2 separate regions of the Homo sapiens genome follow, and region 2 is linked to region 1. A link is an interaction called in ENCODE POLR2A ChIA-PET data of the cell type or tissue named here. Cell type or tissue: PC-3. All regions are shown on one strand. Each heading gives the region's core, and the rest is flanking DNA. Links, peaks and the distances in the headings are about the cores only.

Region 1 (16,312 bases), core at 4,253-12,252:
GGCTTTGCCACCTACCTCATGCATGGAGGAATTACTTAACCTCCTTGTCCTCCGATTTCCTTCTCTGTTAAATAGAAAAGATAATAACTACTTGTCAGGATTATAAGACAGACTAAATTGGATAATGCATGCAAAGAGCCTAAGTGCCTGAGACATACCAGTCCGTCAATAAATGGTACATCTTGTTGTTTTTGACCCTTGATTTCGATTCTTCAGTTTTGAATTACATTTACTGGCTTTTTCGACTGTGGGGTGTTTACTAATTTCATTTGCTTTAGGATTCAAATAGTGTGGTTTAAGATCACCCGTAATTAGTAGAGTCAGGATTAGAATCTAGCTAGTCTAATTCCAGAGCCCAACTAGCAAAAACTAATAAATGAGTAAATCCTTGCTTGCACCGTCTCATTAGAATTCATTGTGCTACCCAGCCATCCAGTTGAAATCCATCCCATTTCCTTTTTTGTAGCGACAAGTAATGGCTCCGGGGAAGGGAACATGGGGAGTTGTTGTTTGATGGGTACAGAGTTTGTTTTGCAAAATGGAAAAGTTCTAGAGATCCGTTGCACAATAATATTAATATAGTTATAAACACTACTTAAAGTATAAACTTAAAAATGGTTATGAGGTAAATTTTATATTATGTTTTCTACCATAACTGAAAAATTTTTTAAAGTAATGACTCCTTCTTTTGAGTTCCTGTAAACCTCTGTATCTCTATTATTTAAGAGCTCTAAAAGATTGTCTAAGCCATTTCTTTTGTGACATGATTTTCCCTGCTTCCATAAGAAGCACTACTTGCAAAGTCCATGTTTTTTCTCTCTAAGCAAGTGGTTATATAGTAGAAGAGTTCCTGTTATAAAATCTGGTGACTGAATGCTTGTGAGTTTTAATTTAGAGATTACAAGGACAAAGATATATTACATAAGGTGTATTTCATACTGTTCAATTTCCCTCCTGTGTGTCTCCATATCACTGTGGGTTTCTAAGTATGAGCCTTGAGAATATTTGGGTAAAAGAAGGATTTTACAAGTTTGCATTAATACCATGAAACCAGGTCAGGAGCTGATATCAGAAAACTCTGTTTTGCTACCACATAGGTCTATTTGGTTGTGAATGATTTGGGCACCATCATTCTGTTCTGTGTTGTGTATGATAATCTGTGGGTATAACTTGAGATGTATAGGCTACCATAGATTCTTCTTCACCATAATTACTTTCTTTATAAAGTACTCAGGAATTTTGGGATATTCTATTTTTCTTTATTTTCTAGTTATAATTTCTATTTTCAAAAGGTTCTGAGATGGAAAACACATTTAAAAGCAAATTAAGATTGTACAATTATGGATAAAAACCAAAGTAGAGACCATACATGTAACTACCACTTGGAATAGATACCAATCTGAATTAACTGGCACTGAAACAAAGTTCAGATTCATGGTTTCATGGTTTATTGTATGTGGCAGAAGACGCTCATTTTTCTTTTCAGGAAAATATTGCTAGAATTGAAGATTTTTTTCCCCCGTGAGTTTTTTTTGGAAAATAATAAGCAACAGATATTATCATGGAATGATGTTTTACAAGAAACTGAAATACTGTTCAGTGTGTAGACATTGTTAATAGCTATAATATAAATCCTAATTCATTAAGGATATTTGCAGGCTGGGCAGTATGGCTGATTTTGTTTGCTCTTCAGTATTCAACAACCTGCTTAATGCCTACCGTTTGCCATACTGTGCCATACGTTGATGGTTAAGAAGAACATCAAAAATTGTTCTTGAAGCACTCAGTCCAGTGGGAAATTTAGGTAAGCATACAGATTGTTAGGGTACAGTGTACTAGGTGTTATATTAGAGACATGTAAACAGTGCTGTTAGAGCCCAATGAGAGGGTATGTCTTCCTGGAGTAGTGGGGGGAAGGTTCTAATGATAAATGACATTTGAATTGATTCTTACAGTTTGCCAGGTTGAGAGTGGAAAGAAAGGAACAATTTTACAGAAATAATACTCTTGGATGATCTAATTTATTTTAGCTAGGAACTTGTACAATCTAGAAAAACAATAATTAACATCCACTGAACTTTTCAATTCAAATATCATATGTCTTCCATCGACCTTTGGCGATACTTGCAGGCAGTTACTTGGTGATTAAGTTGTCTCAGATGCCTACAGTGCGGACATTCTGGTATATGGTTAAAGCCCAGGAAATATGTTGGATGGAACAATGGATGAAAAGAATGAAAGGAGAGCCCTATGTCACAGATGTCACTAAGAGTGGGTGAGGTAGAGTTGTCACCGTGTTAGGAAGACTCGGAAATTGATTGATATTTTCAGCCAAATAGATGAGCAGTCCATTTTTATAAAGGCAGCAAAGGGACCTGGAGATAGAGCCAATATTTTCCTCACACAGTAACTTGGACTCATGAATTACCTGCTCAAACATTTAGCTTGGACTCCAGAGTCTTGCCCTGAACAGCACAAGAGGAATGAGTTCACTCGAAAGAAGTTTAAAGGCAGTTATTACCAGCTAATCACAACATCCCTGAACTTTAACCAGACCTCTGTAGAGTGTCTGATTTTAAATAGAACTGCTTCCTCATGGTCCTTATGGAATTATTAAGCTGTACAATGTATGTCTGAGTAGCTCAGAGGCTTGGCTCATGGAAGGGGTTATTTTAGATGCTTGGTGAATGATTACCCAGTGGAGCTTTAGTTTGGATGTATTGATGTTGCACTGCTACTTCTGACAATAACTAATCATGCTCAAAAAGACTTCTTAAGTCTCTTCTTGTTCAGAGATTCAGACCTTTCTTTTGACCTCCAGAATCATGTATCTACCTGCCCACTTGAGTGCTCTCTTGGTTATCTCATAGCTATCTCAGGCCTAAACAGGGTCATTTATAAATCTTATTCTTCACCAACTCCTCCAGATTTATTTTGCCTTTTGTTACGTGCCCCTCTTATTAACTGTACCCCATTCACTTAGTGACTCAAGCTGGAAACAAGGTACAAATCCTCCCCAGCCCTTAAGTCTAACCAGTCAGTTTCACTTAATATTTCTGACATTTGTCCACCTTTCTTCATTCAACGTGCCATCGACCCCATCTAAGCTGCCATCATTCACTTGAACTGCTTAGTCCTGGCCTCCTACTGGCTCTCTGCTTTTGCTGTTTCTAATCTGTTCTCCTCATAGCACCTATTGTTATCTTTGAAAAACAACGTCATTATGTTATTTATCTGCTTAAAAGCCTTCAATGGCTTCCCGTGGCACTTCAGATAAAATATATTGACCCTGGTCTGCATGTCTAGGCATGATATGGCTTTGACTCACATTTCCAACTTCATCTTTTTCTCATTCCTTCTCTTTTACTTTCTCTCTGGCTGTTCTGACTTTTTTCAGCTCCTTAAATGTGGAAAGCTAATTCCTGCCTTTGAGGCTTCCCTTGTTCACTGTGCCCAGTGTGCTTTCGTCCGCCCTCTGCCTGGCCAATCCTTCTCATTTATTGGGACTCATTTGTTACTTTTTCCTGAGAGGTTTTTCCAGACTGTCTAATCTAAGACTACCCTCTGATAACCTTTCTCAAGCCTTACCAGAGTTTAAAAAGCTTTGTTTGTTTCATATGTGTCTCCCCACCATAACACAGTGCTCTCTGGGCATCGCGTCTGTTTGGATTCCCACCGTGCCACCCAGCATGTTGCACAGGGCTTGTACAGGGGCAGTGCTCCATAAACATTTGTTGAACGAAAGACTCTTTAATCAAAATAAGAGTTAGTCTGGAAGGGGCATCTTGCCTTTCTCTTTGCAGAAAACGACAGAGCCTGTGTGTAATTCCTGTGGCGATGTTTGCCAAGTGCTTCCACGGGAATGTCTAGTAGAGTACTAATAGAAGGTCATAAGCTATTGCCGTTTTGCTCTCCTGCAAAAAAAGCTTGGTGGCATATTCAGAATTTATCCTTGGGAGCCTAACAGACTAAGTTTAGGTCCTGTCTTTGTTCCTGTAAAGCTGTGCAACCTTGAGCAAGTTAACCAAATTCTCCCGGGTCTATTTCCCTATGTTAAATGGAGAAGATTATGTCTATCCCACATGCTTATTATGAGTATTAACTGAGATTACATATGCAAAGTGTTGAATGGAGTACTTGGCACCTTGTAGGAGTTCAGGCATTCTTTTTCTTATTCCCTTTATATCTCGAGATTAGTGAGGACTCAAGAGGAAAAGAACTCATTTAATTTATAATCTTATTGTTCTTACTTAATGCATAATTATAGCTGGGGTGCTAACATGAAGGTCAACACCAGTTTAAGAGGAAAACCTCCTTCTCTGGAGTGCAAATAAGCAATGATGGACTGACCATTTACCAGTAAATAACATTAGACTTCCTCAGAAAGATACACATGAAATTCTCCTTTGCCTTATCCCAGGAGTTTTTTTTTAACATTGTCAAATTGTAATAACTAATAATTACAAATAGACTTTTTCCATTGTAGTTCAAGTAGATATTCCATGAAGACAGGCCATATGAAAACATTTTCCCATATTAGATGTTTCTATATCTAAGAAGCTTTGGCAGTACCATTGAAAACTCTTTATAAAGTCCAAAGCTCTTCAAAGTAATTGTCAGCTTTGAGGGGGGGTGATTAAAATATTAAATATTTTAGGCCAGGCATGGTGGCTCACGCCTGTAATCCCCGCACTTTGGGAGGCCGAGGCGGGCGGATCATCCAGGGGTCAGGAGTTCAAGACCAGCCTGGCCAACATGGTGAAACCCCGTCTCTATTAAGAATACAAAAATTAGCCAGACATGGTGGCAAGCTCCTGTAATCCCAGCTACTTAGGAGGCTGAGGCAGGACAATTGCTTGAACCCAGGAAGCGGAGGTTGCAGTGAGCCGAGATCGTGCTATTGTACTACAGCCTGGGCAACAGGAGTGAAACCCCATCTCAAAAAAAAAAAAAAATTAAATTAAATATTTTAAAGACAGGTTATTGTAAAATCTGATGGATTAGACTCAAATAGGTGGCAGATATACTTAAGGCATACCAATCTAGATGTTAGATTGAGTTTAAGGGAAAATGCTTGGTTTAATTTATCATAATCAGTGGTTGATTTTCTATCATTAAGTCAGGACAGCATACTCACCTTTGCCTCTGTTAAACTTGTTTCACCCTATAACACAAGACAATAACCATGACCAGGGGAATTGTTTCTCCCTAAGCCAAGTCCTTCAGAGAGCTAGGAGCTTGAGTATTAAAAGTTCAAGACCTTTGCATTTGTCTGCTTGAATATTGACCCAGATAAGGGACTACATTGTTTATTTAGGAATAGGTGTGACTTAGAGTGCTGATGCCAGGGGATAGACAGGATGATAAATAGGTATAATACTTTAATTGACTACTTAGCTCAGTTGTTTAGCACATGAGAACTTTGGGGAGGCCAAAAGAATAGATCTGAATTCTTTCTGAGGCTCTCTTACTCTGCCATGGTCTTTTGCCAAAGACCTCACTTTGCATCCAAACCTAGTATCTTAAAAATGTGTATGATTGGTCATTTGGGACATTAGATTCATGACATGTGAAAGTACCTGGGAAAAAATCCATGACCAGCACTACAGAAGGTGTGCTGTGTTAAGAGGAGGGTTTATACGAGTGCTGATGTCTGGACATCTCTTTTGCCTCATGATTAATTTCCTACTGCAAACTCACCTTCATAAACCAATATAGCTCAACTGAGAATTGTGGTTATTAATGTTGACATAAATGTTAACATATGTCCTCAAGGAATACTGTCATCTCACAGAGGGGACAAAAAATAGTTGCATTGTTGTCTTTTTTTTTTTTAATTCTTTTCCTCATAGTTGTTTATCAAAGTGAGTATAATTTGAATCTATCAGTGATTCTGATCATTGTGTTCTCTTTTGGTGTTTTCTGTTTTGTGTCTGGTGGGGCTACAGTGCTTTACAAAGAAATTGGATACCTTGTGACCTTTTTGTTGAGTAGAAAGGGAGTCTGCCAAAGCGACAAGGCATCACCTTTGCTAAAATGCAAGTCTGATTGTTCAAAGCAGATCATCTCACATGTCCCACCATAGAACTTCAGAATTTCCCGCCTCTCATCTAACCGATTTGATGTTTAAGTGACTTCTGTGGGTGTTTTGGTTTAATCAGATACTAGGAATTGAGAGAAAGTCATGAAAAAACCATAGTGGTATTATTTGGTCTGCCTGCAAGTTACCAATTTGGAAGCCTGCTGTGGAATGTGACATCTTTTCTCTCTTTATTTTTTTTAAACAGAATGCTATGAACCTACCTCCTGACAAAGCCAGGTTACTGCGGCAGTATGATAATGAGAAAAAATGGGAACTGATTTGTGATCAGGTAAGAAACAGTGACACTTTCTTTTATGAAAAAAGTAATGAAAGAAGAGATCCAGTGTGAATTTTATGGTATGTCAATATCATGATTGAAAAACAAGATATTTGCTTCTGCGACAGAGATAGGAAAAAAGAAGAGAACTTCAGAGAAATAACAATATGTTTGTGTGGATCTTCTTTGGATCCCAGTTTGAACAAGCTAATTATTAAAAAGACTTCTTGAGAAAATTGGGAATATTTGATTAGTGACTGAGATGCTTCCAAGAAATTATTGTTGATTTTGTTTGATCGTAAAGTACATAGAATAATACTGGGCACATAGTAGGTGCCTCTAAACTTGTGTGGCTGCCTCTGTTGCTGCTGAAGGGCCCAGATATTAAATATTGTGACTGTTACTGTTTTTATTTTCAACTTGTCCTTAAAAGATTCAGAGAAAGTTATATCAAGTTGATATGGTTTGGCTGTGTCCCCACTCAAATCTCATCTTGAATTCCCACATGTTATGAGAGGAACCCGGTGGGAGGTAATTGAATTATGGGGGCAGGTCTTTCCTATGCTGTTCTTGTGGTAGTGAGTAAGTCTCATGAGATCTGATGGTTATCATAAGGGGGCGTTTCCCTGCACAAACTCTTTGCTCTTTTCTGCCTCCATATGAGACATGCCTTTCACCTTCCGCCATGATTGTGAGGCTTCCCCAGCCACATGGAACTGTGAGTTCTCCATTAAATATCTTTCCTTTGAAAATTGCCCAGTCTCAGGTATGTCTTTATCAGCAGTGCAAAAACAGACTAATAGACAAATATATCATTATCTGTTATCCAAACATACTTTATGGTTTGAATAGCTGTTATATGATGCTGTCAGAAAAAGCCTCAGCTATAGATTTCCAGTCTAAAAATATTACTACCAACCTTATTTGTGAAGCCTTAAAATTATGACTGTGGGGTGGTGTTGATATCCAACATACAGGACACCCCCGGGCCCCAATGCCGTGTGCACGCAAATATTAATACAAATATTAATTTTACTTCTTGGATACAAATATTAATTTTACTTAAGCATATAGCATGGATATAGTATATGTTATTTAGGATACATGTTAACAGGAAAGGTACACAAAGTGATAGATAATGTTAAAGAAATTGATTTCCAAAAGAAACTATATAAATAAGAGTGTGAGGACTTATGGAGAAATTATTTCAGGTTTCAGTTTCATGAAAAATTACCATATGGACATGGTGAATCATGGAACTGGTCATTGTTTTCCTTGGCTGCTAAGATGCTCAGAGACAGATTTGTGGCCTGAGCCACAAATTTGGTATAAATGCTTATAAGAGACCATTTATACCAACTACACAGTACTTCAATGACATGTGTTTTACCAACCTCATCCATGGCTTCATCTCATTATTCCTGCCTGCATTTTCCCTCCACACTGATATCCTCACTGAAAAAAACTTACATGAAGTTGTAAACTTTTGTAAATTATCATTTTGAACAAGATATATTTAAATATATCAGCATTACTGGTGAACAAAGATTATTCTTGCATTGATAACTAAACTGAAATGTTCTCTATGCTATAGGCATTGTACAAATTAGTGCATTGAATCTGTTCTGCTTCTCTCTAAGGAAGCAAATATGGAGTGTCACAATAAATGCTTTCTCATGACTTGACTTTATCATGAAGTGGCCGTTCATTATTTAATTTGGGGCATCCATTTTTTCATACTTCTGTATGATTGCATTAGTCTATCACTTTGTTTTGTAAGTATTTATTTAAGTGTGTCTCCCTCAAGAGTAAGTTCCTTTAGGATATGGGCCTCTAACAACTTGCTTAGTGCTTGAAACGTGCTTATTGAAAACATGTTGAATGAAAGAAATAATGGCTAATATGGAAGACAGTGGAGAGGAAGCTTGCATTATTGGCAGAGAGGGCAGAAGGGAAAAAGCAGTTGAAAGAGGTGGCCTGGAAGACTAAGCAGAAGTTTGCTGTTTCCATATCCTTCTCACCTTCCTCTACCTGTCAGTGTGGTTTGCTTTTGGTAAAGGAAAGCAATTCACTGCTCATTTTTAGGAATTACTTTAAAGAGAGAAGGATAACATTTTTAAATGTAATAATTCAGTGGTACTAAATACATTCATGTTGAAGATAAATATTTCTTAATATGACAGATGCTGATAGGAATAGAGAATAAATTCCAGAAATTCTGTCCCAAATTTAACCAAATTAAGATTAAATCCCAAAGAGCTTTCTATAGTAACAATATTGCAGAAATGCCTCTTGGTCCTTTCCTGACTCATTGCATAAATACAAAGATGACCTGAGCTTCTAGTGGGTCTCAAAGGTGAAAGTAACATGGGAGACGTGTCTAACTAATTCTGGAGGGAGTGGGGCTACGGAAGCCACGGAACAGAGACATCTGTGCTGGATTTTGGGTGCAGTGAGGTGTATCCCAGCGTACCCATTTCTGTGTTATAGTAGGTGAACAGAGTTCCCATGAAGACATTATTAATTTAAGGACTCTGTGGGGACACAGAGGCAAATTTTGTAGTGTGAGCGTAGAAAGCTAGAAATGTCAGGTTTCTTTGATAACTGCAAATAAAACCCCTGAAGCTACTTAGCTGTAAGAGCTCTTTCAGTGGCATTTACACTTATGGAAAGAGAGAAAGCCCCTTAATCTCACTTGTGCCTCAGTTTTTGGTGCAGACCCTGTGCTGCACGTTTTGGTTTTGGAGCTTTGGCCATTTCCCGTAAGTTTAGAACTCTTAGCACAGTGGGTACTGTGGATAAATGCTGGTTTAGGGGGTTTAGAGATCCTGGATGAATTTAGACTTTTAGATCATTTATATCTAGAAGGGCTGTTAGAGACCATTTATCCCAAGCCACTCTGACTTTACTTTTTCTATTGAAAAAGTTAACACATGCTTGTCCAAGAAAGCTTGTGGAGGAGCATGTGGAGTGAAGTGCGCGTCCCTTCGCCTTTCCTATCTGTTTCCCAAGCCCCTTATTTTATAGATGATGAAACTGAGGTTCATAGAGCCTAAATGAGTAGGCCAATGCCAAGGTCACCCAGATAGTGAAACGAGAACATCTGTTTCCAAACTCTACTCACAAGCTTTTTCATTTGTTGCCTGTTATACCAGGGATCTGGAAACAAGCCATTGAAGCAAAAATTATAGTAGGTAAGGGTTTCTTACCGAAGTTTTGTGTGTGGCTGCTCAAATGATTTAGGGGGTGCCTACAGAACTTACAGGTTGTGGATTCATAACTGTGCCCCTGCTGGATGATCAAGTGGAAGTGGTTAGTCAAAGAATTCAGGACATTGGAGATGACTAATGCAGATGGGTGTAGATTCCACCAACATATAATCCAGTCCAGAAGCTGTTAGAGGTGCCATCCCTATGCTGGGTTATAAAAGCTTCCTTCTGTGTTTGCTGTTGCTGAGGGTGTGATTGGTTATTTTCTGTGGTGATTTGGCATGAGTGGACCTTGCCTCCTGATAGCTGGCTGTTGCTTTGCATAGTAGCCTTGGGGCAAGGGCCCAACGGAAGGGTGAGACATGGAAAATCTCCCCTTTCTTTACTTATATAAAGCGATGGAGAGAAGCAGATTAAAAAACAAAACAAAAGATGAGCGTGAAGAGGTAGCAGGAAATTGTAGCCACTTAGACTCAGCTTCCTGTGCGAAGCGTTTCAGGGAGGTCAGACTGCATCTCTCCAGGCTTGGCATGGGTCCTGATCTAGGGAAGGGGAAGCCCTCTGCTGCCACTCAGCCGGAGCAGAGTCAGGCCAGTGGCACTAAGAAGCCTCATTACTCTCATTGTGAGAGGTGATCTCTTGTCTTTTTCAACACAGCTGACCCATACCATATACATGTATTTAATCATTAAGAATATAATTTTTTTTAAACCCTTTACTTGTGGTCAAATACTATTTCTTTAAAAAAGAAGGGCAGGTTTTTTACTGGAGAACGTGCATCAATATTTAAGCCAATTTGCCATTGGAATTAAATTTTCTAAAACATTAAAGAGCAAATATATCTCCATGGTTTTTAGTGTTGGTTATTTTTTTTGAAAGTGTTCATGTTTTTGTGAGCCAGTTAAAGCTCTTTCCTGCCTAGTAAACAAGTACTACAGAATCCTGATAAATTAGTTCCTGTGGGCCATTCCAGGTAAGGAGGACTTGTCCTTGGAGCACCAGGGGTGCTAAATGAGTAGTGACAGTGGTGGCATTTTTATAGCCTATTTTGATGTTGGTGGCTGCTATGTTAGAGTCATTTGAGCAAGCATAGGAAGAGCAGAGACAGTGGTGAAGAAGCTGAAGGAAAAGATGGTGATGCCAGCAATAACCTTTCCCTGGCCCTTTCCCTCCTTTTTGCTCCTAGACTTCAGACTTAGTCTGCCTTTTAGCCCTGTTTCCCAAGTTCCAGGCTTTGATTCTACATTTAGCTATGCTCACTCCTTTCTGGCTTCTCACTCCCAGCTGTTGGGATAGCAGACAGCCATTTCTCCCTCTCCTTCTCCTCCCTTCCTTCTATCCTCTGGCTAACTGACATGCTTCCTGTACTTAATATGTTAAATTGGTTATATTTTTATCAAGTTTACAATACTGTGGTATGATTAAATGCTATTTTAAAATTATTAGGTTTTTGCGATCTGTTTAATTCTTTTCAAATTTTGTCTTTTGACCCTTAGTTTTCTCTTATCATTTTGATATCCAGTCTTCCCCCTCTATACATTCATTCTTTTGATTGTGCATTAGTCAGATTTTTTGTTTGGTATTTGTTTTCTAGTTCATCTTTTTTTTAAAAAAATCGGTATGCACCTTATAAAATTTTTCTCTTGTATTCAAATAAGGTCATCACAATTAAAACGAATAGTAATTTCTTAATATCTCCTGTTGTCCAGTTTATTGTTCTCAATTTTCCTTAAGATGTTCTTCCTATCTAGTTTGCTCAAATGATAATCTGGTACAGGATCAGTCACATATTGTATCTGGCCATGTATTCCTTAAATTACTTTAAACTGGAGTAGACTTTTGTTTATGATGCTCATGTGGTGAATATAGTAGGCAAGCCCTCTTGTAGAAAGTTTTGTTTTCTGCACTTACCTGTTTCCTAGGGGTGCCTTAGCTCCTGAGTTTCCTGTTAACTAGAAGTTAGACTTGAAGTCATTACAGATTGATGTTGAACATCTTTGTGAAGAATATCATAGAAAAATAATGTCTGGTTGTCCCATCATTAAATAAGTTTGGCCAGTGACAACTTGATGGCCCCATTGTGTAACTGTTTTCCCCTTGTGCTGGAGAGAATTCTGTTTGGTGTCACTTTGTCACCATATATACGTCCAGTTACCTATCAACCTTGTACCTAATGGGTTTGAAACCAATTGATAATCTTTTGTTGAATCAGTTTCATTACAAACTGGAAAAAGATTATTTTCTAATCTCTCTTTCCTTCTATTAATACAGTAAACTAGTAACTAGAGCTTTCAACTGGGACTTGGTTTATCCTGGAATATAATTATTCCTGGAATTTTTCCCCTCAATTGCCATTTTTTTAAGTAAGAATTTGGATTAATAGATACCTCATAAGATGACCAGTGGGTTTTCTGTGGTCTCCTTTTTTGAATATCACTACGAACTCATGAATTTTCATGGGTTCATCATGTTTCAATCAATGTGATATTATTTTTGAGGCTCATATGATCACTTCTTTGATCTATGGGAATCCCTTGGTGCTGGTTCTTGTGTCCTTTTCACATGACCCTCTTAATCCTTGAGAGCTTGTTTTATGGTATGAAACATATCTTCTTTGTATCTTAACTTGTATCTTCTTTGCCCAGGCCCAGGATAAATCATTTCTCCAATGATCCCTTTTCTTTTTAGTGGGAGGTAGTATTAGAGATGAGGAAGTGCATGCAAAAGGTTTTTATAGCTGCTGAGTGAATTTGCTTCTCAGTGTAAGTTTCTAGACCTTGAAAATACAGGTCCAGAATTTATGGATTCAATATTTTCAAATCAATTTTCATTAATTTTCTTAATCTCTTTGATTTTATAGTTACCTTTCTTTTACAATGAAATGTTTGATTCCTAACAGTAATATAATTATTTACCTTTTTCTATCATATAAAAACTTTCAAAACAAATATGAGTATCATTACTACCTAAAACATTACTAAGTAAATTACTGACTGTAGTATAAGGTTTTTTGTAGTTTTCTGTGCACCAAATGATAGGGTAACGAATAGATGCTATCTTAGCGTCCTACGGCTGCCATAACAAATTACTGCACATTTGGTGGCTTACAATAACAGAAATGTGTTCTCTCATAGACCTGGAGACCAGAAGTCTGAAATCAGGCTGTTGACTGGGCCTTGTTCCCTCCCAAGGCCCTAAAGGAGATTTCTTCCTTTCCTCTCTTTCCTTCTGGTGTCTCTGGGCATTCTTTGGCTTGTGGCTGTGTAAATCCAATCTCTGCCTCCATCCTTACCTGGCCTTCTCCTCGTCTCTGTGTCTTTTCTTGTCTTTTATAAGAACAGTTACTGGATTTAGGGCCTACATGGATAATCTGAGATGATCACATCTTGAGATCCTTAACTTCATGGCATCTGCAAACACCCTTTTTTCCACAAATGGTTATACTCACTGGTGGTTGGGGGAGGAGGTTAGGACATGGCCATATCTTTTGGGGGCCACCATTCAACCCACTACAGACACTAAGATGTATAATGATTCACATAGTAAGGTTTTAATTTACATAATCAGGTTGGATATTGTTGGCCATTGGGGGTCAAATTCTACACAATCAGGGACCCAGGTGAGGCTATTTTCAACACACAGCTTCCCCTTCACCCTGGGAGTCATCTCTTTCCAGTCAAAGGGAGAAAGAACATGCAAATGCACACCTGGGAAGTCTGTGGGCCAGGCCTGGAATTGGCACATATCACCTGCACTCTTACTTGTTGACAAGGACCTGCAAAAAAGGATGAGAAACGGAGACTAGCTGAGCACCCACGGGGAGAAGAAAATGTTTGTTAAACAACGACTGCTAGTCTCTGCCACGATTACCAATTTTGATAGTCTTATAGTTCATTTGTTTTAGGTTGTATTCAGTATTAAAACTTGCCCTTATGTATTCATTAATTTATTCATTGACTAGGCATTTAGTTTTATAGGTGAGGGAAAGGAAAGAGTGAGGTGAGACATGGAGTGTGGATCTGAGTTTTCCTTATAAGTCAAGGAAAAGGCTCCAAATGGTTGGTAGTACCAATTTGTTTGTCCCGAGTTCCAGCAATGTACCAGACAAGAATTGGCTGTGGGACGAGGTTATTTTTCCCACACCTCAGAAGAAAAAGAAAGGCATTTTGTATCTTTGCTACTTTCTGCTTGAGATTTCGAAGGGACTCTTCATTTTCTTGAGCTCTCCAAACCTGAGAAAAGGCACTGAATTAATTGCTGTTGAAAAGAAGTCAAGTTTCTTTTCATTTCCTTCCTAAAAGCAGTTTCCTTTCCTTTAAGACTCACTCCAGGTCTCTGATTCTTTGATTCTGAAACACTGGAAAAGCAATCAAATAGCAGATGCCAACTCTTTGTATGTTGAGCTTTTGGAGTTTTGGAAAGTTGGGTCTGAACCTAGAAGTGAATTTACATTACGTCTTTCCTCTTCTAGAGGTTTCCTTTGGCCTATAGCTTTCACATGGGAGAGAAAAATGCTGGCCTACCCTACAGAGATTGGAGTCAGGGGAGAGAAAAAGGGAGAAAGGTAGTGAAAAGAGGAGAGGAAACAATTATCCCTTTTAAAACCATCCTTTTTGGTGGCTTGATAGAAATACTCTGTCAGAAATGCTGTTTGGTATTCGTTGCCAGAGCTAGACATCAAGGGCTTAGTCTCGTTTGAAATGTTTAGGCTTTAGAAGGAGCAAGATAAGTGGGGAAGGAAAAAAAAGAAAAGAAACTTTTAGGCTGTATTTTGCCAAAATGTATATCACAGTGCCTGCCTTCCTGCCTAGCAATACAAATGGAATTATAGATCCCCCACTCCCACCCCACCTTTTAAAAATGACTTAATTGCCTGAGCTGGCTTAGACTACGTGGTTGTCTTGTTTAAAGTAAAGTTTATCATATGAATGACTTTTATAAACTTGAGGACACTGAGGTTGATCTTTGACTATCTTTTAGAAAATCATTGCTAAGCAAATTAAAATGATTTATTAAGGCAGGTTAGCTAAGAATTTCTACCAAGTGATACAGATACTACCTTATGTCATTTTAACATTTGACTATTTAACTCATACTCTTTGTTTGTAGAAGGCTGTTGTTGCTCACCTTTCACACACAAACACACACACACACAGTCAAAGGGCTTTCTAGAAGTTGTACAGCAAGTGCTTGAGCTGAAACTAAAACTGAAGTCTACTGATGCCTGATTCTGAAAAATTTTATGTTTAAAAAAGTTTTTTGAGAAAACCACCATACAATTGTAGCTTCTCCACCATCAAGCAATTAAATAATTAACTTCACCTTGTGAAGCGTGATGTGCTAGATGCTAAGACCACCACGCTTCAGAAAATATTATGCTGAATGTTTCAAAACAAGGTTGAAAAAAGATACATACACTTAAAAGTAAACTGTAAAAGACTAAATATATAATGGAATGCTCTTAGCCCAGATACATACTGTTTCCTGGTTGCCTACAGTGTTCTTGATGAACTTTCAAGGAAAGAAAGAGTTTAAAAGAAGTCATTTTCTAAAGTCATTGAGGAAATTGAGGTGTCTACAGTCTTTATCCCTGCTGCAGTAGTAAAACAACATTTATTTAGGTAGCAGAAATACAAGGTAAGTTGGTTTAAATTTCTAATGATACTGTAGGTATTTGGGAGTACAGCAAGACTGGAGGAAAACTAATTAGAAATATGGTTTGGGTTTTGTAAGAAACAGCTATACATAGGGCAGAGACTGTGTATATCCTCCGTCAACATGGCGGATACTAGCTGTGGATGAGTCCAAGGCTTGTAGCAGCATCTTCAGGTACTAGAAATATCCTTATACAGATGTTTCTTACCGGTAAAACCACTGTTGGTTCTCTTCACAATCAATTGGACCACAGCCACTTAGTTATTGATATATGTACCCATATTTTCAGATAGAGTATAACTTCAAGTCAGTCTAAAACCCTATAAGATGAGCACATCTAACAGGTTAGGTGTGTGCTTATATATTTTTGTCCTCAGCAATGACCCATTTAGAGGGACCTCCTTTCTACTTTCCTTCTCTGCCTATCCTTAGATCCTATTTGAAAGTTTGGCTTAATGATTGATTTTGACCATGTGGGTCACAGATTGAAACTATTGTTTGCTTAATCATGGGATCTGAAGATGAAAAGAAAGAATGTGGGGCTAATTTGAAGGGGTGTTTGTGTTTATTATGCTAAATGTAAAATCAAGATGTAAGATCTTTTTTTTTTTCTTGAGACAGAGTGTCGGTCTGTCACCCAGGCTGGAGTACAGTGGCACGATGTCGGATCATTGCAACCTCCCCCTCCCAGGTTCAAGTGATTCTCCTGCCTCCTGCCTCCCGAGTAGCTGGGACTACAGCCGCCTGACACCACGCCCAGCTAATTTTTGTATATTTAGTAAAGACAGGGTTTCACCATGTTGGCCAGGCTGCTTTTGAACTCCTGACCTCAAGTGATCCCAGAGTGCTGGGATTACAGGCGTGAACTACTGTACCCAGCCTAAGATATAAGATCTAAGGGGAAGGCATACAGTGGGATCACTGGAGCCTGGGTTTAAGATGTAGGTCTTCATGTTATTAGCACATGTTGCTTTAGTTTTTATGTTTTAGAAGGAGAATATTTATATATCTAGGAGAATGGGATGTGGTTTAGGGGTGAGGGTGAGGTACAGAAGTTGGATCAAGCTAGTGAATTAAGCAAATATGAAA
Region 2 (16,312 bases), core at 3,136-11,135, 54 kb after region 1:
CTCTGAGATTTGAGAACTGCTGGTGGAGAGGAGGGCCCAGGGGAGTGCATTGCTGCTGAAACTGATTTCAAATTTCAGTTTAGGGAACATGCACCATTAGCTGTTGACAGAGTCTGGGATCATGCAAGATGTATTACATGGGACAGGACTAAATAAAGCTCATGTGTGCCAATTATCCATGGGAGTCCATGGAGAAACTGATGCTGCCTCTCACTGGAGCTTTTAAAGTATACCACAGTGAATTGGAGGGACACTCTCCAATTTGGTTCTGCTCAAATTATGTGAAGTTTCATAATAGCTTCAGGAAGAAAATATTATAGTAACCGTTTCACTTTATGTAATTCTGTAACAGAACACATGCCAAGGGTGTTAGTTTGCCACAGAGGTACTCATGCCTCCTACTGAGTCACTGGCTTAATCCCTGCAAAGCTCAGGCCTTTGTAGAAAGTTTATTCAAACAGGTAAACTAGGATGATCAGTGTTTGGAAAACGAAGAAAGTTTAGCCTAGAGGGCTGTGGCAAAGGACCTGATGCAGGCTGCCTTATCCTCTCTTTCAAAGATAGTATATTGAATTGATTTATTTGTGTTAAGATGATTATACAACAGCATCATGTATATACATTATTTTATAGTTATAACTAGTTTCATTTGAGCGGTTTGAATGTTAATTGGTGACGGATTACTGCTGTGATTTTTTTTTCAATCTTAAGTGAATCGGTGTGACATTTATTTAGTAGAGTTTTGGGGCACTAATCAATTAGCCTCATCTTTTTTTCTGTGGAAACTGTTTGCCACTGAATTCAGCCTTATTGTTATCTAGGTGGACATTTGCAACACCAGGTAGTAAGATTTTCAAAGCTGAGTTTTTCTAATGATATTTGGTTCTTCAGTCCTGTGTATTGTGGAGGGATTTGGTCTCATCACAGAAATCTGCAAATGTGCTTCATCGGGTAGATCAGGACCAGCTCTCCATCTAAAAAGGCCTTCTAGGAGACATCCTACAGGGTGACTGAGGAAGAGTGTGATGATCCCCTTATCTAGTTAGCTCTCTATCTTAAGGTCTAAACCTAGACCATCTCAGTAATGTTTAGCATAAACAATAGGTACTTAGTAAAGCCAACTTTGGGGCTTAAAAAAGAGATTTGGTTTGATTTCCTGTGGCTGGTGAGCACCAGAGGCCATTTCCTCTAGATTGCTTACCTTGTCTAGGTGTTCTTGTTGTGGTAAAGTGGCTAATATCTTGTAAATCCTCATTCTGTTGCTGTTTTAGGGTCAGTAAAGCCATCTCCTCAGGGAAGTGGTTATTAGATAGTGTGAGCTTCTGCAGGGCGCAGTGGCTCATGCTTTTAATCCCAGCACTTTGGGAGGCCAGGAATTCGATACCCACCTGGGCAACAGAGCAAGACCCTGTCTCTACAAAAAAAAATTTTTTTTAATTAACTGGGCATTGTCTCTTGAGCCCAGGAATCTGAGGCTGCAGGGAGCCGTGATCATGGTACTGCACTTCAGCCTGGGTGACAAAGTGAGACCCTTGTCTCCAAAAAATACATGGTATCAACATCATGCGTTGGAGCTGAATTCAAAACCTGTTTTTTTTTTTTTTTAAAGTAGTCATTTACTCACATGGTAATTAAAGCAAAGAAACCAAATATACAGTTACAAAAATTGTCAGATTCCATAAAATATGCATGATGAAGAATTGATTAATGTACATGCTAACCCATGGCACAGTCCCTAAAATCTAGTCTTGTATGTTTAAGATCATCCTAAGTTGAGTCCTTTGAAAGTAAATTTTCAGAGGTAAAGAATTATGACATTTCTCAGGGTGCATTTATTTAGTGAGAGGAAATCCTTTTAAAATGATTCTAAAATATAGAGCAAAATTTCCTATTAAGTCAAAAAACATCCTCACTTTCCTAATAAGTGTCATATATAGAATAAAGATTTAAAAAGAGAAACTTGCTTACCAAGGTATTGGCCACTGTGTTCTGTAAGAGATGCCTATATGCTGCTGTTTTTGACAAACTAAGCCTTAATTCACCATGATGAAATAATTATTCAGGGTGAGAAATGACACCTATCTAGGACTGAAGCAGAAAATGCTGCCAGGATGACAGGATGTGAACATTTGATAAAGAACTAGCCAGCACAGACAGCTGTAGGCGGTAGCTTTTTCACATGATCACCCAGCAGATTGTTGATGAGTCAGGTTGATGATGAGCAACTCGTGGAAAGTGACTGTCCTAAATCGCAGTGAGGAGACTTCTGGTTTTGCCTGGTCTCATCTCATCCCTTATTTGCTATGTAGATGTAATGTCTCTGGGCTTCCGTTTTCTTAACTGTATCAAGAAAGGATTAGAGTAAATGATACCATAGCTCTTCAGTGCTATGATTTTGTTGTTGCTGTTATTGGTCGTGATGGAGGTTTTTAAATTTATAATGTTATTATTTTAGACATACAAGTTCAGATACTACCTTTTATTACTACTCTATTTTTATATAAACAAATAATTGGAGAAAATAATTTTTAAACCAAATACCATACATTTTAGAAAAACTTTAGCTCTATTGTTTTTGAGCATAGAATACAACTAATAAACAAGTTTCTCATTTTTTTATTGACATTTATATATTGCGTATTTTCTAAAGTCTTTAAATGTTAATAAGTATGTATGTGTTATGTCATATTAAATGTATTTTAAGTGTTGATCCAGAAAATGTATTTGAGATTAGCTATCTACTGCAACAAATAGAAGCCCTTTGTGTTAATGTTTGGGAAGTAGAATATTATTCTAATTAATTTTGTTGCTTTCTACACTCCATAAAATAATGACAGGGACATTTTAGCTTCTTAGAAAGAGACTATTGCAATATAGATCAAGAACTGGATCAGTAAATAAAAAGAAAGAATGTGCTACATTACTTTACACCTCTTAAGAAACACAAATAAGGCTGGGCACGGTGGCTAACGCCTGTAACCCCAGCACTTCGGGAGGCCGAGGTAGGTGGATCACGAGATCAAGAGATGGAGAGCATCCTGGCCAACATGGGGAAACTCCATCTCTACTAAAAATACAAAAATTAGCGGGGCATGGTGGTACACACCTGTAGTCCGAGCTACTCGGGAGGCTGAGGCAGGAGAATCGCTTGAACCTGGGAGGTGGAGGTTGCAGTGAGCTGAGGTCGTGCCACTGCACGCCAGCCTGGTGACAGAGCGAGACTCTGTCTCAAAAAAAAAAAAAAAAAAAAGAAAAGAAACAGATGTGTAAGGTTTGTCTACTTGCTGGAATAATGAAACTGTATTAATATTTCAAAGTGATGCAGAAATATGACACTGTAGAGAATAACCTCTCCCATTTTCCTTAGAGACTGGTTTTCATTAGTGTATCTTCTCAATCATTGCTGCATATGAATACAATTTAACAAAAGGCAGTTGATTCCATTCAAATTACTCTTTCTTTTTAAAACTTAGATTACTTTGTTTTACACTGGAAGCTATTGCTATCAACTAAAAATGAAAACTCTTTCTAGTAAACAGTCATGTACTTAACAAGTGATTCCATTAAAGAAATTCAAGACTGAGGTTAAAATAAGAAAGATAGAGGAAGGGGAAGAACTTCAGATGTAGATTAAGAAGATGATATATGCTTGGGTCTCATTGGCTGTGTGATTAGTTTTTAAAGTTGTACCAGTCTCTGAGACCTCCAAAAAGTGTGTTAACAAGCATACCCAAGATGGGCTTATGGCAAAGTGACACATTATAAAGCTGTATTTTAGAGGTTGAAATCAATCTTACTGTTGCCATTTGGTGGCGGTTTTAACCTACAATCCTTGTTTTGGTACTGGTGAAGAGTAGTGTCTGTTAAGTGCATGTGCCTATGCTAAGAAAGTAACCTGTTGTTTTATAGAAGTTTCTCTTTTTGTTTGTAGATATAATACATTGCCAAGCAGAAGAACTCTGAAAAATTCAAGATTAGTGAGTAAGAAAGATGATGTGCATGTCTGTATCATGTGTTTACGTGCCATCATGAATTATCAGGTATGTTGGAGCTTCTGGTTCTTTTAAAAAAAACCTGAATTAATCAGACTCAGAAATGACTGCTGGGTGCAGTGTACACCGCTTGGGCGAAGGGTACAATAAAAGCCCAGACTTCATCATCCTACAATTTATCTGTGTTACCAAAAGCTGCTTGTACCCCTAAAGCTGTTGAAATTTTTTTAAAAAAGAAGAAAAACCAACCAAACAAAAAAAAAAACAGACTCAGATTTTGTTCTCTTTGGTTTCTTTGTATTATTTCTATTTGAAGTAAATGCCAGGATTTAACGAGATTCTATTAAAAAAGAAAGGCCTGGTTCATCCTAATTCTCAAGGTTTAATTCTTTGCTCTCATATTTTAATAAATATATATAATTTGTGACGTATTTAAAGGAAAGGTGTTTTCCTCCTATAGAGATAAACTTACCTAGATTGCTTGGTGAATGCTTGTGACTACTAAAGATTGAATAAGCTGCTGTTGCAGGTAGTAATGAAACAACTCTAGAACACCAGGAATGGATAGAGACAGTGGTTCTCAAAGGGTTATATGGCAAACAGGCAAAAAGTTACAATTATTGACAGTTGGGCTCAGTGGTTCCTAATCTTTATAAGAAGCACCTAGAAGATCGTTGAAAATGCAGATTCCTCCTTTGGGTAATTGAGATGCAGGTTGACCCCACTGTAAAAACACTGGAAGTTACGGTGGAACACGTGTGCTGGGTTAATCTTAACAACAAAGTGGAAGTTAGAGCCTGTAGTACCTAGCGTGAACTGGTAGGGTCATCAGTTTAATTAGGTCAGCAAAGCAGGGGTACAGGGGTTCCACTTAGAAAAGTGGAATTCAAATATAGAAATAGGATTTGATTTCCATTAATATGGATGCTACAGTGGGTCCAAGTAGAAGTGGGAGATAAATACATAGGTCGAGGGTTGGTGTTAGAGTTCAAACCAACACAAAAGGTGCTGTGTTAAATTTAAGAAGGGAAACATGCATTTATTCTTTCCATTTTTTTTTGAACTTTGCCAGACGGCCCCTGTTCCACATAGGCAACTGAGAATACAGCATTGAATAAATCTGTGGCCCAGGGAACTTACTTTCCAGGGAGGGGAGACAGATGACCAACAAATAAATTGGTAAAATGTATATGTTCCAGATAATAATGATGAAATGAAAGCTAATGCTTACATGTTACACTTTTCAGGTCTAGTGCTTTTAAACCTCTTAAGTCATGTAAATAGCCCTGTGAGATCAATAATATTACTCTCCCCATTTTACTGATGAAGCTGGGACACAGAGAAGTTTGGTAATTTGCCTAAAATCACATAGCTAGTTAGTAGTGGAGTCAAGATTTGGACCCAGGAACACTTTGAACCCAGAGAACCATTACTAAGTACTGTAGAAAAAATAGGAAATAGGAACTGCTGAAAATGTGTGCGAGTTTTAAATAGGCCAGCTAGGGAAGGGTCACTGAGAGGGTAACATCTAGTAACAACTTGAATGAGGGAGCAAAGGGAGGGATATTAGGGGAAGAAGGTTCTAGGCAGAGAAAAGGGCAAGTGCAGAGACCCTGAGGCAGGAATGTCTGGTTTGCCCAAGGCACAGAAAGGAGGCTTGGCTGGATCAGAATGAGTAAGAGGGAGAAGAGTAGAAGATGAAGTCAGATGTGACAGGGAGTTTGATTATGTAGAGCTTTAGAGGCCGCTGAGAGGACATTGACTTCACTATGAGTGGAAAGCTATTGAATGGTTATAACGACATAATCTGACACTTGCATTTAACATGAGACCATGCTGGCTTCTGTGTTTAGGTTTGATCTTGGCCAGGCAAAGGCAAGAGGGGGTAGACCATTTAGGAGGCTTTTAGCAGTAATTTAGGTGAGCTTTGGTGGTCATATGGACTAGGATCATAGGAGTGGAGATGATGAGAGGTGGTCAGATTCTGGTTTTATTTTGATGTTAAAGGCCACAGCATTGGATATGAGGGAGAAGGTGAGTAGTAGAGGGTGGCACCAGGGCTTTTGTCTTGGGCACCTGTGAGATATATTTGCTATCTACAAAGATGGGAAGACTGCAGGATAGATGGATTTGAGGGAGATCATTAGGAATTCTGTTTCGGGGATTTTAACTTTGAGATTCCCCTTAGACATTCAAATGGTGATCTTAGGTGCATGGTTGGATATGCCAGTCTGGATTTCAAGGCAGTGGTCTAGGCTGGAGTTAGACATTTGAGAGTAATTAGCATATAAATGGCATAGGAAGCCAGGAAGGTGAATGAGATCAGTAGGGGTAGACTGAGAAGTAAAGAAGTCCAAAATATGAACTCTAGGGCTCTCTGTTTAAATGTCAGAGAGACGAAGAAAAGCTGGCTAGAGAGCCTGAAAAATAGCCAAGTAGGAGCCAAGTGAAGGACATATTTCAAGGAGAAGGGAGTATTCAGCTCTGTTAGATGCTGCTAAGTCAAGTAAGATGTGGAGTGAGGATTGGCCATTGGCTTCAGCAAAGTGCAGGTCTTTGGTGATCTTGGCAAGAACAGTTCATTGGGATGGTGGGGGTGAAATGCTTGATTGGAGTGGTTTCAAGAATGAGCAGGAAGTGAGGATTTATACTGAGTGTCTGGAGGAGTTTTGCTGTAAAGGATAGCAGAGAAATGAGAGGCAGTGGCTGAACACAGGTTGTGGTATCAAGAGAGGTTTTTATTGTTACTTAAGATAATTTGCATTTTTTATGCTAATGGCAATGAGTCTATGGAGAGGGAAAAATAAGGGGGAAGGGAGGAATTTCTGGAACATATGATGTTCGTGAGCAGATGCGAGGGAATGGGATGGAGGAAGGACTCATGGGAGGGGTTGGCCTTAGTTTGGAGCACAGAAGAGTTCCTCTTTAATAGGAGGTGAGGAGGTAAGCCACAAATCTGTGTGGATAGATTGATGTGGTATAGGAACTTCTGGATGTTTTCTCTGATGAGCTGAGAGTGAGTTTTGAGGAGAAAGAATATAGTTGACCCTTGAATTTTGTGGGGTGTGAGGGGTACTGATCCCTGGTGTAGTCAAAAATCTGTATATAACTGGAGACCTCACCAGTAGCATAAAGTCTGTTAACACACATTTTGTATGTTATATCTATTGTATACTGTGGAGTCACCCTGGAAGCTTAAAAACTCAGGTGCCAGGTCCCTGTAATTGAGATTCGGAGTAAATGTTTTGTTTAGTCTTCCAGGGGAGTTTAAGGAGCGGCCAAGGTTAATAATCACTGGGCTAGAGCCTTTTTATCATTTTAATAAAGAGAAACATGTAGTTCATTTGTAAAGAATGGGAAGATAATCTTTTGATAATAGCATCATTGCCGATTTTTTTTTTTTTTTTTTTGAGAGATGTGGGTCTTGTTGTCCTGGACTCAAGCTGTACCCCCCGCCTCAGCCTCCTGAGTAGCTGGGACTGGAGGCACAAATCATTGCATCTGGCATTCTTGAAATTTTTAATAGAGAAATATGCTCTGACAGTGATATACTAGAGACATAAGTGCATTTATAATGGTGTAAGTTTCATTAGGTAGATACTTCGGGTTTTTGGTTTTAAATCAATACTGACAGTTCCCTAACTTGTCTCCCAATGCTTTGTGTTTCTTTTTTTTTCCATGTTAATTTTAGTATGGTTTCAACATGGTCATGTCTCATCCACACGCTGTCAATGAGATTGCACTAAGCCTGAACAACAAGAATCCCAGGTAAGCTGCTTTTGTAGTACGCAAGTCTAAATCTATCTAGAGAAAACAGAGGGCTAGTCAACACTTAACCAAGTTTGACTTTGGAAACTTTCAAGTGTTAATCTCTGAAATAAGATTGGCTATAAACTCTTTGGCTGTGTAAGAATTTTTCCTTTTAGCCAAGTTACATTCTTAGATGGGCCAGAGTTGAGCAACTGGTGACAATTCTAGCCCTTCACTGTTCTCCTCAAGCTTTTGTTCTTTTGAGGCCTGGTTTCCAGCATCCTTGCTGCTAAATTTGGAGAGGATCAGGTTGCCAGGACTCGGGGGCCAGGAGAGTCTTGATAAAGATTTACGTATATCAGTTATTGCTGGAAGCTAGCTAAAACCACCATCCTTCGTCTACACTTCGCTTGATAACTTTACATATGTAGCTTTAATTACTGAACGAAAATAGAAAAATAATTGTAGTGGCCAGCCGCAGTGGCTCATGCCTGTAATCTCAGCACTTTGGGAGGCCGAGGCAGGCAGATCACCTGAGGTCAGGAGTTGCGACCAGCCTGGCTAACATGGTGAAACCCCATCTCTACTAAAAATACAAAAAATTAGCCAGACATGGTGGCACATGCCTGTAATCCCAGCTACTCAGGAGGCTGAGGCAGGAGAATGGCTTGAACCCAGGAAGTGGAGGTTGCAGTGAGCCGAGATCGCACCGCTGCACTCCGGCCTGGGTGACAGGGCAAGACTCTGTCTCAAAAAATAAAGAAAGAAAGAAATAGAAAAATAAAATTGTATATGCAGATTTCCTTTCATATTCACCACCTTGTAAAGGCTAGCAGCAGATATAATTCACATCACACGTTAGTCGTAAAAGCCAGTCTTCATCAATTGTAGTTATTTTAATGTGCTTTCCATTTTGGTGAAGTATTCTGTACTTCAAATGTGCAATTCCTTTTCATCCAATACCTCTCTGTAGACAAAATATCTGAAAACTGTTAATTCAAAAATCTGTTTATAAATTAGCCATTTCTGATTTGGAAAATGCAACACGAACTATCAAGTCCTCTTTACTGAATATTATTCTTTCAAACTTCCCCTGATTAAACCTTTTGCGACTGTGCGATTCCTTCCTTCGTTTACTAGAGTCCTAAGTAGCCATGCTTCTGTGTCTCTGCCTTCTACTACAGGGAAGACATTATTTTTTAAAAGACAATTGACATTGTGGAGTATCAGAACAGTTTTTGTTTAGAAGTTGGTGAAAGCTGTTATTCCAGAAAAAAAATGAAATACTTAAGTGGTCTTATGATTGAAGAAACAATGCTGTTTCTTTCTTGACATTGAATTTGAAAACTTAGAGTGTATCTCCATGTTCTCCTTCCAAAAATATTTCAGATTGAGTTTTATTTTCTTGAGTCAAAGAAAATATTCTTGTGTTAGTAAAGCTAGTAAAGCTGTAATCCAGCTCCTTCCAGTTGTCCTGCGTAGGAAGAAGAAAGGACAGAAACTTGTATTTTCGTGGGAGATTTATGGATCTGTCCCTACATGAGCAGATTTGAAATGTAGAACATGAGTTTCAGTTGATTTTGAACTTTTTTTTTTGCAAATGTTCTCTCACTGTCTCTAAAACCAGAGCAAATACTTAATCAATAGTTTGTTTTTCAGCATATTCCCATTCCCTTTGTTTTTAGCGTACCAGTAAACATTTTTCATCTGTATTGTACTGAGTCACCTGATGATAGGTCTAAGAGATTATTCTTCTCAGAACTAGTTTTCATTAGTGAGTGATTTGTCTTTTTGGTAAGTATACCTTCCAAATTTGCCATCTTAGACAAATCACATATGTAGTAGTCAGTAAAGGTTTAAAAATGTACTTTGATTAAACTGTACCTTAGTAAAATTTTTTAAAAATGTAAGGGCAAATGTTTTATTCTCATGTATCTTGGAAGGAAGAAACAGCTGACTCATCATGCCATTTTCACTGATTTGTGTTTTTCTTCTTCTTGTTTTGGCAGAACAAAAGCCCTTGTCTTAGAACTGTTGGCAGCCGTTTGTCTTGTCAGAGGCGGGCATGAAATCATTTTATCAGCATTTGATAACTTTAAAGAGGTAGGCTACACTATAGTTTTCATAAGAATACTCACACATCTTACATTTGGACATCTTTGAACGGAATTATTTACCTTTTCATTTATCCTAGGGCCTAAGGAATATAATAGTTAATTTCTAAGATCTCACTGAGAGGAATGTAATGAACTTAGTCTAAATTTGGTATCTTATTTCTAGGATAAGTTAAAAATAATCACAGTACTCTTTTTTTGTTGTTGTTGTTTTTGTTTTAATTTTTATGTTTTTAGGGAACATGGAATAATCCAGTTTGAAAACCGGTTTTGTTACATGTATGTGGTTTTCATTGGGGTTGATATTGGCACTTGATCGTCCACCATGCAAATTTTATGAACTCTTTCATCACAGTTACTTTATTTTTGCTGGATGCTATGAAAAACCTGGCAAATACTGGCACTGATTCTGGGAGCGTGTAAGCTTAAGTGGGCTTGTCACAGCCAAACAATAATGCAACAGTTGAGCATGGTTGGAAACGGAGACTGTCTGACCACAAAGAAAGGAGGGATTACACAAAGACAATATGACGCCGCGGGCCCTGCCCCAGCGTATCCAAACATCACCGCCGCGGGCCCTGCCCCAGTGTATCCAAACATCACCGCCTAGATAGTAGCTGCTTTCCCACAGGGTAGTGGGCAGTGTTGTAGGACCAAGAAGAGTACCTGTTTGTTCCCCTGGTATATGCCTGACATCAGAGGCTACTTTGAGGTGAGAAATTACAAAGTAGTCCTTAGAGAACAGGTGGAAGCCCAGGTTACAATAGGACCCTTCGCCAAGTTGTGTGTTATGCTAGAAGTCCCATTTAATTCCAAATGCTTTTGGATTAAGACCCGAGCTGGATTAAAATCCAGGTCACAGAGGGACTGTTTTCTCTCCTCTTTCCTGAAAGGTTCTGAACTAGAAACTCTGATAGTATTTATTGAGAACCTACTATATGCCGGGGCTATACCAGCTACATGCATGGCATCATTTGGTTCTATAAGAACATCTTTGAGACAAATATTAATATCTTGATTTTAGCGAAATTGAAATACATAGTTTACCTGTGGTCACATAGCTAGATAAGTGACAGAGCCAGGAACAGGACTTGGTGCTCCTGATCCTGAACTTCCTTGAAATGTGTTGAAGTTGTGGCCTTATTGTTTGTGAATCCCTTGAAGGAAATAAGGGAAATACTGAAATGAGACAGGACTTCGGAGCTATTTCCCCTGCCTCCTACCTCCTTAATTGGATTTACTGCCCAGCTGCCAAATGTTCTAGACACCAGCCTGTGAGCCTCTGCATAGGCTGGGAAGCTTCAAAGATGTGAACAGGGCAGACACTCCTCTTGCTCCTTTATTTGCATTGCCTCCTTACTGCTAGTCCATTCTTTAAGATTTTGATATTATCCATTTTGTAAATGCCAACTGTGGAGACAACCAAATATTATCTTTTTTTTTCTTTCTATTGAGCCCCAAAGATAGTGAAAAAATATCCAGCTTCCAAGAGAATGAAGAAGAATAATAGTGAATCTTTAAATTCATATTCTGGCTTCCAAGACAAATAGATTTTAGAGACAAGAATGTACGAATGCTTGTCTGTGAATGTTTTTATATATCATGTATAAATATATAAATTTTACATTTATAAATAAGGAAGTATGTTTGGGTGGATGGGTTTAATATGAAAGAGAAACAGTATGTGCAGCTCATATAACGCCCAAATCTTTATCATTAGGTCATATTTGAAAATATTGCATGCTGAGTACTTTTCACATTGGAAACATTTACTATATAGTTATCAGTGGCCCTTGTTATAATGACTCATATTATAACAGGAATCTGATTATACTGCAGGTCAGATTATATCCTAAAGATATATTTGTATAGAACAAGAATAAAAGCCAGGAATTCATGAGATGAATGATAATATTTTTTTCTCCTAGGTAAGATAGAGTACCTTTCTTATGCATAGTAGGCCCACAGATACTTGCAGAATTGAGTTTTAACTCTTTGGTGTCAGACTTATATATGCTTTAGCTATTTAGGGTGTAGTATGTGCTTAATTGAAGAAAAATGTAATCCTAAGTCTAATACCTGGACAATAGTAATGAGAACTAAATTACTTTTGACATTGAATTCTTAGAGCTTTAACCAAAACTGGCCTCATTTCTGTAATTAATCAGGAGTGATGGTAGGTCTTCAGGTACTGTCCTTGGCATAGGCATTTGCATCTGATAGAAGGTGATAGCAGTGGGCTAGGGGAGGTCCTCAAATGCTGGTGGGACCCCAAACCCTGCTGGTGTCTAGGCGCTTGACATCCTCACAAGAATGAATTCAAGTATGAGTTAGAAAATAGTGAAAGTGTGGAGATTTATTGCAAAGCAAAAAGTACACACTCAAGAAAGGGGAGTGTGGGCATGCTTGAGAGAGTCACACAAGGTGGTTTGGGGCTGCTACCTTTATGGATTTCTTTAACCAAGGGATGGAGTATTCACGGAGATTCCTGGAAGAAGCTGGAGATTTCTCAGAACTATGGTGCTACCCATTTTTACCTCAAATAACGATGTTCTGGAACTGTCATGGCACTGGTGGGTATATGATTGAATATGTGAATGAGCATAGAATAAGGTCCTAGGAGAAACCTGGATCAAATCCAGCACCATGTTGGACCCAGTTTGTCTTTGCCAGCTTGGCCCACACCCTGTTTTTCAGGGTCTTATCAGCCCCAAGCTTCTGCAGCTATTTCAGCAGTTTCCTTTTGCTTAGTCATGTGAAACTGCTGCCTAGAATTTTTTATTCTGCTGCAACCATCCTGCATTATTCTTGTCTAAAAACCATATAGACAGACCAAGCAAATGGATTATTATCCTAATAGCCATGGGAATGAAGACAAGGTAGCAACATGCCCCCGACAAACTTAGTTGTTATAGATAGGTCAGAAGAGCCTCAACCGATTTATCCAATCTTGAGGTGCAAAAGGTGTTATTCTGTGTTGATCTTGCTTTCTAAAACATGCAATGCCGCTCACAGCTCAAAGTCTCTTAAATCCCTTCCTCTTTTTCTCCCATCTTTGCGTGAGTGAATTTTTTTTTTTTCACATCATAGTAAAGTGAATTCTTTAACCTCTTTAACCAAAATGTCATTGGAATCTTCTGGTTTTATAATAATATTCATTATTATATTCTGGCATGCCTGTGCAGATAGGGTTTTGTTCAGTGAATAATTCCTTTTGAGCCACATATGGCAGAGAGAGTACCATACCAGGTACCAGGATACCAGGAAGGAGGACCAAAGAAGAGTCTTTGCCTTCGAGAAGATTGTTTTTAAAGCTTTTCATCTTTTTTAGTAAGTTGGGATTCCATTCATCTGCCTAAGAAGGATGAAAGGATTATCTTTGTTTTTATTGGCAGGAATGAGGGGTGAAGTAGGGGAGTTCAACATCTATTTTTTGCAAATAAAGTAATATGCTTTAGAGTAGCCAGATCCTTTGGGCTTTGATCACTGTTAGAGCATAGCCAAGCGTACTAACGCAATATGGAACCAGATGCTAGAAAGACATTTAAAAGGCCATGTATCTTAAGTAGTTTATGTAGCAGGATTTTTCCCCCTCTACCTCTTGAGCCAATAAATCCATTCTATCTAATTTGACCACCACTAATTAATTAGTTCAGATGTAAATTAAAGGAAGTTATTATTTGGCTGTTGAAAGATTTTTATGTATGACTACATCATTTTCTCATGTTTTGATGAATATTTAGAATCCCAATCTTATATTTTTTTTCCTTAAAAAATCTTGCTACAAATCTTGTAATAGCTGAAGTGCATGTTTTAGGAAGGCAGGGAGCACCTTTAGTTTAATGGTATGTGATGGTGGCAAGAATGTTAACCCAAAGCTTTGCTTATGGTGGGGGTGGGATTGGGGTCTAAGCCTGATGTCACTGAGCAAACACATACATGGCTTCAATGTACATGATGACAAATGAGTCTTAATTACATGAATACAGATAGTAAGCTTATACTGTGCGTGGTTTGTGACATGCCTGAAAACATGAGTGTATTGAGTAGATGAAGACTAAATCATTAACAGTCAACCATTGTGCTCCTTGAATTCTTTTTTCCTTAAAAAACAATTTTTTAAGGGGATTAACACATCTGGTTTTGTGTTGAAATATCTCTTAACGAAAATTTATGGTCTTGAAATAAAGACCAGGGTGAGAAAAAGGAGTCATCTATTTTTTCTTATTGGCTAATTTATTAATAGCCCCATGGAAGGACATATGACCATCTTACCTAAATTGATGTTTTCTTAGTTGTGTGGCAGTGTATATTTTTGAGCCCCGAGACTACCAAACAGAAAAAAATACATTTGGAAGTAAAAACCACCCTTTGGATATTTATATTAGTTCAGAGTCTTCTTTGCAAGAAGCAGAAACTGACTCTAACACATAGAGGAAAGGGTTGATCGAAAAGATGTTGAGAAAAGCACAGACTTGACAAGGAGCCTGGAGAACCAGGCTTGGAAAATGGGCAGGCATTCCTAAAATGTGGCTATACTCTGGCTCTGCCTTTGAAGCTGCGCCACCAGAAATACCATTTGGGGTTCTGGTCATGCTTTTTCTTCTCTTCCAAATGACATGGACCATAGCTAGCAATCTGCTGGCTCATAAAACTCTTATCTACTGGTTAAGGACCTCAACCAGTCCCCACTTCAGATTTCTAAACACTACGCTTCATCTCATTACCAAGGGGAACCTTGAAGTCTTCAACCTAGCTCTTGCTCTCAACTTTTTCTTAGTCTTTTTACTTTTTCCATTATATTCTTTGATATATTTGAGAAAATGGCTTGCTTTTAAAAAGTGTCTCCAAAGGTTTGGCAAAAAAAAAAAAAAAAAATGCTTCCTTCTGAAGTCAAAGAGGAAAAGTACTGAGGCCCTGTAGACTCTACAGTGGAACAGCCACTATGACATGAGTAATAAAATCCTCTGAGGGCTTTGAGGCACCAGCTCTCCCAGGCTGCTGGGAGGTGCACCTGGAATTCATCAGGATTTCGGATCAATTATAACTGTATTCTCATCTGCTTCTGTAATGACAGCATCTGGCTTTAGCAAAAAAGCCTGAGTTTGGTTATTAAAGGCTCAACTCCCTCCCACTTTTGACCTTCCAGTACAGAAAGATGGAGCCTTGTTGAATGAGTCACTCGAGGCCACCAGCACTCTTGTGCACAGCACTCTTGGCAGTAGTTGTTCTTTTTTCTGCCTGTTGCTAGAAGGCTTCCTAAGAAAGCTGATGTGTGGTTTAGCTACTGGGCATCTGAAGGCACTCGTGCTACACATTATTAAGTTGAACTAAGAAAGCCTGTCAAGTTTTATTTATAGTGGACCAAATTGGGCAGGAAGGAGAGTGAAGATTTTGGTGTGCTTCCAGCATCCCTCTGAGTTTAATCCCATGTAATCTAACCTCCCAAGCATTTGAGGGTATAGGATTGTAAATCTAGCATGAGACCATCCAGATAACTTCCTAAGTGGTAAAGTAAGGGTACTCACATTTTTCAGTCTCTCATTGAACTATAAGCAATGTATTCTCTCAAGTCTCAAACTGTAGGAGCCACAGCCGTAGAGCATGTATGTATTTCATGGTATCAGGCCAGAATTAGATTGATCTAATTAACCAAGATTCTTCTTGACTGGTCCTCCTCCTTAGCATTAGGAAGCAAAGTCCTAGTCTTAATGTGGTGTTAGTGCTGCTGAGTAACTTTTTTTGTCTGTTTATCAACTGTTGCAATTTTTTGCTGTGGATACGAAAGTACCCCACACTTCATTTTTTTAGGCTCCTGGCTTCTGTGGGTCAGGAAGCCAGGCTGGCATGGCAGGGATTGTCTCTTCTTTGTTTTGTCTGGGGCCTCATCAGGGAAGACCTGATTGACTGGGGATGCCAGTCCATCTGGAGGCTGTTTCACCCACATACCTAGTTTTTGAGCTATGATACCTCTCAAGGACTGGGCCCAGCTGGGACTATCAACCAGAGAGCCTCCATGTAGAACTCCACGTGGCTTGGGCTTCTCACAGCATAGCATCTGGCTTCTGAGGGAGAGTGCCCCAGGAAGGAGCATCTGAAGAGCCACCATTCAAAGAGCCAGAGGCTGCTGAGTGTCTTCTGAGCTGGTCTTAGAAGCCGTGTAGTGGTCACTTCTGCCATGTTATCTGGGTTCCCAGTGAGGCCCTGAGCCCAACCCGGATGCAAGGGGAAGGCAATGGCTTCTCTTCTTGATGATTGGCCGTCGGGTTACTGTGCAGAACATGTGGGGTGGGAGAGAGAGCTGTGGGCTCATACCATTGTAGTCTGTATACCTCAGTAAGTCTCGTACCTCAGTAACTGTATGAGATTTACCAAAATGTTTATTGTTATTCGTCTTTCATTTTCTCCCTCTTCTTTACTCAATCCAATACTTGGTTTTTCCTTTTGACTGAAAAC

Evidence for each region. Peaks named below come from ENCODE experiments on the same cell type or tissue, not always from the same donor. Only the 100,000 strongest peaks of a DNase experiment are listed, where the experiment ranks them.
Region 2: POLR2A ChIA-PET joins it to region 1 with 25 read pairs; 2 of 35 experiments call an interaction of 5 or more read pairs at or near these places.

What each region holds. Positions count from the first base shown.
Region 1 is chr2:152,515,656-152,531,967 of GRCh38, forward strand. FMNL2 (formin like 2) reads left to right here. Exons shown (of 26, transcript NM_052905.4): 2 at 6,288-6,371. Among named protein-coding and RNA genes, the nearest start is that of FMNL2, 190 kb to the left of the region's middle. In PC-3, for the core only: no CTCF peak of the experiment used is centred there; a DNase peak (open chromatin) is centred at 9,846; H3K4me3 peaks cover 923 bases; H3K27ac peaks cover 2,157 bases.
Region 2 is chr2:152,571,205-152,587,516 of GRCh38, forward strand. FMNL2 (formin like 2) reads left to right here. Exons shown (of 26, transcript NM_052905.4): 7 at 3,932-4,040; 8 at 7,684-7,760; 9 at 9,752-9,845. Among named protein-coding and RNA genes, the nearest start is that of PRPF40A, 140 kb to the right of the region's middle. In PC-3, for the core only: no CTCF peak of the experiment used is centred there; no DNase peak of the experiment used is centred there.